Linked DNA regions of Mus musculus: region 1 is linked to region 2. The links are chromatin contacts, found by Hi-C or POLR2A ChIA-PET in ENCODE. All regions are on one chromosome and are shown on one strand. Each heading gives the region's core, a stretch centred on a gene start or an enhancer-like site at or near the end of the contact. The rest is flanking DNA. Distances are from core to core; before and after follow the strand shown.

Region 1 (4,703 bases), core at 1,611-4,110, 72 kb after region 2:
GTTTAACTTGGTCAAGTTTTCCCAGACGAGCGTGCCTCTAAACTCCATTTTCATCCACATCAAAAAATAAGACTGTTACGAACTGTCTCATGTATACATCCTGTCATTGGTTACTGAAATGAGGTAACATCCTATGACATGCCACGTCCCCGCAGCAACAGGCTTTGTGACAACTTTCAAAGGAAGCGGCGACATATGAAGGGCCCTTGCTTCATTCACTGACACCTACCAATGGCTAGTAAGAATTCACACTGTTTCTCTAAGGATTTCCTCTAGCTTGTGTGGATGTGCATGTGTGTTTGTGGAGGTGCACGCGTGTGTATGAAGGCCAACCGGAGCTCACGGGTTCAGCCCCTGCGATCTTGCTGTCCTGACTCCCCAGTGTTGAGATGACAAGTGTGTCACTGTACCCAGCTTTTCTAGGAGGGTGGTGGGAATCACAGGCCTTCATGCTTGCATGGCAAGCCATTTACCTACTGAGCTACCCCCAGCCCTTCATCTATGTCGTAAACACGGGAAAAGTATCTTCATGTGAGAAATTTAGGTGTTATCTCGCTGAAGGTCGAGCTTACATTTATGATTAAGTTTCTTCCATATCCCAACACATGAATTTTACTTATATCCTTATGCAGACAGCAAATCCCCCATCTAAAAACTACTCAAGACCTTGAAGTGGGATCAAACAGCAGAAAGGTAAATCCGTGTTTCCTCTCTTTAAAAAAAAAAACTTTATTTTTATGTGTAGGTGTGTATGTAGGTGTCATCTGTGGGAGTATACGTCACAGGTGTACAGGTACCCAGAGGCCAGAAGAAGGTTATGGGTCCCCTCGGAGCTGGAGCCACAGGCAGAGTACATGCAGAGTCCCCTGACATTGAGTGCTGGGAGCTAAGCTCTGGTCCTCTGGAAGAGCAGGTGCTCATTAACTGCTGAGCCATCGCTTCAGCCCCACAGGTCGGCCAGTGTAAAAAATATGGGACCTGTGAAATCGAATGTCTGTTACGTATAACTAAGACTGCTGTATTTCCCAGGCATGGCAAAAGACAGAGAAAAATCAAGATGAACTTGTGCCCAAGTGCATCAAAACTTAGCCCAATGGTAGGTACTTCAGGAAATGGGTCAAGCACATTATACTATCACTGAAGTCCACTGAACATTATAGTCCACTGAAGCATGAAGCTGCCCCTACAAAGTGCATAGGATGCACTTGCCCTCCAGAAGCTAACAACATATTATACGCTGACTAACCAAAAAAAAAAAAAAATTGCCTAAAGATGCCATTTTCCCAACCACAAATTGTGACCTACGAATCGATTTGCTGGAATTCAGTCAGCATGTTTTCTTTCTAATGACAGAAAATAGAACATAACAGAAATAAGCAGACGGTACCTAACAAGGGTAGGCGCGGCTCTGTGAAGCCAGACATGGTGCCTCACATCTTTAAGCTCAGCACTGGAGAGGCTGGGACAGAAAGAATACAGAGAGTAGCAGGCCAGCCTGGGCTACCCAGTGAGGTCAAGGCCAAGAGAATCTGTATCATAAAGCCACTACTTTGTAAAAACCTTTCATTCGTGTGTGTGTGTGTGTGTGTGTGTGTATAGGTGCACAAACTAAATCATAATGCCCTTATCAGTGTGAGGTTTTTGCTTTTTTCCTTAAGTTAGAGCTATGGTTAAAGCCAAAGGACCCAGGCTGACTAAACATCCTTAATCCAGTTCTCTGCTCAAGACGAGCCTATGAGATCCTATCAAGAGCTACAGAGACAGAATACAAAAGGGGCAAGCCTAACCAAGCCTGCTTTGGGCCCCAGGGCCTCCCCCATCTTCCCCCCAAACAGTTTGCTCAAGCACTCTTCGCTCAAGATGGAACCACTGAAATCTATTCAAGAGTTTCTTGATACACAGGCAAAGGCTATACAAAAGCAGAGAGAAGGACAAGTCCCAGCCAAGCTTTTAGCTGGCCTTGAGGTCCTGCCAGTTTCCTTAACAGCCCTAAGGCGGAGCCTACAAACTCCTGTAGCTAAGCAACCTTGGAGTGGGGCTCCTCCTTCCTCCACTGACTGTCAACAGTTCAACTCCTCCAATCAACTTTTCCTCAACTACAACTTCTGCAATTGCTGCCTGTGTCCCTAAGGAGGACGAATCCTCTTCCCTTCTCCAAATCCCAGACTGTCTTCCTAGTAGTTCCAGAAGCCTGTACTCTATTCAGTTTATCACAGATCATTTCGCACCATTACCAAGAAGCTAGGATGGAGTCTCCTGGCAGCCCCCAATCTTAATACGGCTTGGTGCAAAAACATGCTCCCCAAATTCCTAGCAAACTACAAGCTTTAAGCAGTCCAGGAAGGGACAGGCTTAGTGATCCAGGAGTTACAGGGACAGCTGCTCTTTCCCACTAAGATACCAAATCTTACAGATGGGGATACACCCCGAGGACTTGACACGTCCAGTTGTTTTCATCATTTTCCTGATTCAGTGATTCAAAGCTAAGTTTCCCACCCAGGGAGCCGCTTCCATACCCCAGGCCTCAAGGAGGCTGGGAGCATCTGGCTTGCTGCCGCTGTCCAGCCTTCTGCCCTCCATCAGTGCGCCGTCCTCCCAGGATCCCAGGCTTGGCCTCCTACCCCCACAGGTGGAGCATGCCTCGGGCCTCCGGCCCCGGAGGAGGAGCAGCGGCCGGGCTACACTCACCCCTCGGCCCGGGAGGCGGCGGCTCCTCGGGCTGCGCCTCCGCCCGCCCGGCCACCGCGTCGCCGCTCGGCTTCCGGCCTGCTCCAGGCCGGCCCCGGACCGGCTCCACTTCACCTCGACCCCTTCTCCGGCCGCCAGAGCCCAGTGTCCTGCATTGACCCGGAAGCAGCTTTCCGGGGACCCCAACAACAACACGTGACCCCGCCGCACGTGTCACGTCCGCTGCGTGATTGGGAGGGGCCAGAGGAGACGAGCCTCTCAGAGCGAGCTGCGGTTGCCATGGCAACCGGGAATGGTGGCATTCACCTAGAGTGGATCAGAATTACACCCCATCTGCTTGCTTTTCTTACCAGTGCAGCAGGGGAGCAACCAACCACAGGTCCAAAGACCGATCACCTACAAGAGAAGCATCCTTGGAGAAAGGAGCCCTGGACGAACGTGTCCAAACACACCTGCAATCTTGGCCTGACTCAGTGTAACCCTACTTGTGATCACTACCTGTCTTTGACTTCACAGGCCTCATCTATAAAATGTCCTGTACGATCTCTATACTTCATATACATCTAGGCGTAGGGGACAGTTTGACCTTCGTTCTGTGCCCCCTCTAGTCCCGAGGCACCTGAAGCTCCCAAACACTAACAATTTACAATTTTCACCTATTGTGTGTGCTTTACAGCCATAGCCAATAAATACATGAGATTAAAAAGAAAGAAAGAAAGAAAGAAAGGAAAAAAGGAAGGAAGAAAGAAGAGAAAAGAAAAGAAAGGAAAGGAAAGGAAAAGAAAAGAAAAGAAAAGAAAAGAAAAGAAAAACACACAAAACATAACCCACAAACCTCCTAAAGGACATATTTTGTAGAATTGAAAATTGAAGTTTGGGGAGTCAAATGATCTGCTCATGACCACCTACTTAGCCAAAATGACATGGCTGAGACTTGAAACCAGGTCAGGCTGGCTCCAAAGAAAATATGCTTCACACCAGGCCACGCATAGCCCCGGCTCCGAAGCCTCACACTTGGCTGTTAGGTTGTTTGCTTTTGTGCCCACGGAATAGAGATGGTGCAGGCTGATCCCGAGGAGGAACCAGCCATGCACAGATATGTGAATGGAAAGTCTAGGAGTTGAGGAGAGTTCCATGCCCAGTGTCAATCTGTGTGTGTCCAGGAGGATGTGGGGGTTGCCACAAACATGCACATGTGTATACTGGCTCCCAGAAAGAGGAAAACAAAAATTCTTACCAACCTCAGGCCCTGGGGACTTCAATTGATTCTTCTGTCTTGTCCCATAGGCAGGACTTAGGCTGGAGAGAGACTTGAGAAGGACCTGGTTAAGAAACACGTTCTGAGGTCTATGGGTCAGGCAGTGGCTTAGAGTACTCTTACGCGATTGCCTCCTGCCCAGAAAAGCACTTTGCTGACACCTTAGGAGGGACTAGAGATATTGGCAGGACCACAGCTAAAAGGAGCCTCAGTGGGAAGGACATGCAGAGCAGAGGAACTGGAAGCAGAGGAGGAAGGACAGGGACAGGGGGCTTCCCTCTGGAGGGTTTGCTCACATACTAGGGGGAAATAAGAGCTGTAAGTCATTACTACTAACAAATACTGTTGCTATGGATAGAAACACACACATAGACATTGAATGCAAGAGTCTCTTTAGAAAACAAACTCAGAGATGAATGTTTCTATCCGTCTCTTGTTGATCTCCCTGTGGCAGCTAGAGTCCTCTTCCTAAAACTTGAATCAGACTGCATCACTCGATGGGGCTGACCCTGAGACTCCCAGGGGCTCCTCTTCACCTCAGGATGAACCTGCAGCCAACAACATGCTTCTTGGAGTTTCCTTCAATGGGCCGAATTTCCCAGCCTCATCTCTTACCTGTCTCCTGTTACTCTACAGCCATGCCATTCAGTCTGCTAGCTGCTAGCTATGTGCTGTTATTTAATTTTGTTTTCATTGAAATCAGGGAGTTGGGGAGTTGGAAGTGTATCTAGGTTGTTAGAGTGCTTGGTCAGCACAC
Region 2 (4,019 bases), core at 216-2,715:
CCAGAAGGCGGCTGCCTAGAAGTGTAGGTTATCAGGGAGTTAGATGGGAAAAACGCAAGCTGCAAGGACCAAGGGGAAAGTGTCTACTTTGCATCTGATTTAAAAAAAAAATAGCAGCGTCCAATTCCAAAAATGCAGGTCTCAGACCATGTCTCTGGGACTCTAACTTCTGCAAGACCCAACTCTCCAAATGTCCCTAGTCTCTGTCAGGATCCAGGAAATACTGGTTAAATTATCACGTGTTTCTCCAGGTAGGAGGATTCAGAGTATGCCATTCCTTCTCAATGACCTGGAGCCCGTCCATCATTTTACTGACTAGACGCACAGGTAGCCTAAGACCGTCTACTGACATTCCACAGTGAAATGAATGATCAATGGCTACTTTGGTGATAAAAGAAGAAGAAGAAGAAGAAGAAGAAGAAGAAGAAGAAGAAGAAGAAGAAGAAGAAGAAGAAGAAGAAGAAGAAGAAGAAGAAGAAGAAAAGAAAGAAAGAAAAGAAAAGAAAAGAAAAGAAAAGAAAAGAAAAGAAAAGAAAAGAAAAGAAAAGAAAAGAAAAGAAAAGAAAAAAAAAAAGCAGCACACCGGAGTAGCTCCTTGGAAATACAACAGAAATAGAGCCCCACACTCAAGCAACTCTCATTAGTTCCGGGAAGTTAATTAAAAGAAGGAACAGCACAAAACCAAACTCATTTGCATGTTAATTTACAATCAGCTGAGCGGGTGGCATTACCCCCTGTTAGGAGCGTGGATGGTCTGCACTACTCCAGAAAGCTGAGATACAAGCACACATGCAAGATCCAAGTTCACCATGCACTGGCCTGAGGACCAACATGCCGACCAGGAAACCTGTGCCTCACAGCATTCTTAAAGATAAACACCTTTCTCTTATCATTTGAGGTTATCAGAATCGCTCGGCCCAACTTTTAGGCAAAAGCAATGACTCCATACTGTGAGAGTCTTGTGGCAAATCTTCAGTTGGCAGGCATGCACATTGAAGTCTCAAGCACAAAGTAAACGCTAGCCAGCTTTGCTGCAAAGGACAGAGGGCTTCAGCAGGCATCATACACAGCTCTAGGGGAGGCAGGTGCCGTGCGAGCTTCAGGCCTTTGGAGGAGCAGGGCAGAGAGCAGCAGGGAGGACGATTCATTTAGACAGTTGTATTTATGAAAAACGCCACTAACCTGTTCTGTGGAGACTGGAGGAATTGAGTGAAAAGTATTAAGTCAAATCTTGGTGAGCCCGGAAAATTAGGTATAAGAATTCACGTCAGTTCTCCTCGCGTGGCTGCCAATTATTTCTGATCCCTGAAATCACGTCCGAATCCCATACTCTTAAAACCAAAAATTCAGTTAGTCCTGCACTAGAGTCGGGGGAGTGTTGAGTTGCAATCAAGTTGCTCTCTATTGATTAAGGAGAGGTAAATCTGAAGATCAGTTTCAGGATTGCGCGGAGAGGCTCTTTTCCTGAAAAACTAGACCTCCCCCCTCCTTTAAAAAGAGAAGAAAAAAAAGTGGATTCAGATGGAAATGTCAGGTACTTGGAGCTGAAACCTTGGTTCTCTCTGATCAGAATCACTTTGCTCTGAAAAACACAAAAGAAACCCTCCCTTTCTGTCTTTGTACCCAAAAGAAGGCAACTGTCTAGCATTACAGAATTAGCATCCTCCAGCATGGGAGAAACCCGACAAAGGGGGCTCCCGGCACATTTAAATGAAGTCCGTTTCTCTCTCTCTCTCTCTCTCTCTCTCTCTCTCTCTCTCTCTCTCTCTCTCTCTCTCCCTCTGTTTTTTCTTTCTCTTTATGTCTCTTTTCTTTTTTTTAAATCTATCTTTCTCTCGTTCCCTCCTCTCCTATTGTTCACATACAGGCTTTACCCTGTTTGTCCCCTACAGACATGTATAAAGTATTTAAAGAAATTTTCCCAGATGTGTCAAGGTTTCATTCCTTCTTCTCTCTGACTCTTAGACAGGTGAGCAGTGGCATCTCCCAGGCAGAACAAAGTGGGGAAAGGAAAATTACGCCTGTAACACCTCCACTCGTGCCCCTGAGGGTCTTCATTGGGAGGGGGGACAGGCCTCTCTTGCTCAAAGTGTCCAGGAAGAACTTTGTTCAAACAAAGGAAAACTGTGTTCAGCTTGATGCTTGCAGGATTCCAGTAAGCTAAATTCAATCCCAAGCAATTAGCCCAGGACAAATGCACATACAAGCAACATTAAATGGGCTCAGTGGGTTGTGTACACACACGCACACACACACATGTATGTGTGTCTATGTAAGAATAAAAATTAAAGAAGAGCTCATGAATCTGGACGGGGAAGTTTGAAGGAAGGAGTGGTGGAGACACACTCCTCATGTACAAACATCTCTAAGAAAAATTTAAACATGCAGAAGACTGTGAAAGTACCGCAGAAATTAAAATACTCAAAGGGGCATTCATAAAAAGAACAAGAAGAAATAATTTGGATGCAGCAGGAAAGGTCCTTTTGTAAATCAAATCAATTGGAATTTTAAATCTGTCCAGGTCTTTCTCTGGCCAGACCCTGATGTGTTGCCTAGACCAGAAATAAGAACTGAATCAAAACAACCCAGCTTTGCATATGCTGTGCTAAAGGCCAAGAGTGTTGGGAGAACCTGGTCTTTGCCATACGTTTCCCCGTCTTCAGCCAAAGCCCTGTGATAACTGTGTAGGCATTACACAATGTGTTCATTCTTTCGCTGGTAACGTGAATTCTCCCCATAGGCCCACTTACAGACGCCGAATGAATCCTTTCTTCCAAAAGGCACATATTTCTGTAACAGAAGACATAGGGTTTTGGTGTCCGTGTAAAATAAAATTAAATCCAAGTCCAAGACTCACCTAGAGAAGCCCTTGACTGGTCCTGATTAAACCTTTAGTGCGGTCTCATCAGACCTAATCGTCCAGAGGCAAAACAGGGTCTTACAAGCCCTGCTGGCGGCCCGTGTTAGCTGCTTTAGTTTCCTACTCCCGCACATTCAAGGATGTCTCTACCTCAGCCCTTTTTGATCCATATTAAATTCTTTATCCTCCTTGAGGTAGGACTGCTGCTGGCATGGCGACCATCTGGACAGAACCAAATTCACAAGATGGCAGCATAAATGAACAAGAAGGACTTGAGCAGGCCGGTGAGCACCAGGTGCTTGGGAAGAGGCTGGGCTGGCTGCTGGCTGGCTGGGCTGGAAGCTGGTCTGCGGGGGCGTGCTCTGGTTGTACACTCAGTGGTCACAGATGGGTGGATAACAAAAGCTTCTATTCATGGCAAGACTCATTTGGTTGAAAGTGTGAGGTCCGTAAAGGTTCCTGCCAGGATTTAGATGGGAGATGGATGATGAAGTTGGAGTGGTTAGTGCCAGTATCCAAGATAGCCATGCTTTAGGGACACGGCATAGATTGATGCTGCTTCTCCGTTGACAGAAAAGACACTAGGGAAAGAAACAAACAAAAATGAACTTCCCCCAAAGCAAGTAGAACAGGTGTTATGCACTGAATATTTCTGGTTTTGTCCTAGGTTTTCTGTGCCCTTTTTGTGAAAGAAATGGATGGTTGGCGTGACTATGACATGGTCTAAGATGTCCTGTTGGAAAGGTTTTGCTCCAGGGACTCCTGCCATTAACAAGATTCTGTAGGAGCTTGATCAAGCAGCTTTACTACATAACATCAGTGCCTACACAGGGAAACATTATATATATATAAACTATATAATTTATACATGTATGCACATATGCATATTGTATGATTCATTATAACACATATTTAATTTATGTATATCCTGTGTGTGTACATAATATATATGTATATATATATCTTTATTTATATATGTGTGTATATATGTGTATATCTTTATATACACAGTCATGTGCCACATGACACTATTTCTGTCCACAGCAAATCACATGGACAACAGTGGTTGCAAGAGATTACAGCACCAAGTTAGGTTGTAGTGGTCGTAATTTGTCTACGACCTCTACGACATCCAGCAATATGTTTCTTGGAAAGCAGC

Evidence for each region. Hi-C counts contacts between places; a loop is a spot of excess contacts on that map. ChIA-PET counts read pairs that join two places held with the same protein, here RNA polymerase II (POLR2A).
Region 1: a loop to region 2 is called in a map of CH12.LX, with 3 times the contacts of the local background. The contact joins the promoter of Tbcel here to the promoter of Tecta in region 2. A Hi-C loop is called at or near these places in 1 of 37 maps with a recorded cell type or tissue (CH12.LX). POLR2A ChIA-PET finds 5 or more read pairs at or near these places in 2 of 5 experiments (Patski and embryonic stem cell).

Annotation. Positions count from the first base shown.
Region 1 is chr9:42,469,378-42,474,080 of GRCm38, forward strand. Tbcel (tubulin folding cofactor E-like) reads right to left here and starts at 2,861. Exons shown (of 8, transcript NM_173038.5): 1 at 2,689-2,861. It overlaps Gm16322 (a long non-coding RNA gene), which reads left to right. Exons shown (of 8, transcript XR_001779127.2): 1 at 1-693.
Region 2 is chr9:42,398,482-42,402,500 of GRCm38, forward strand. It overlaps Tecta (tectorin alpha), which reads right to left and starts at 1,466. Exons shown (of 24, transcript NM_001324548.2): 1 at 1,183-1,466.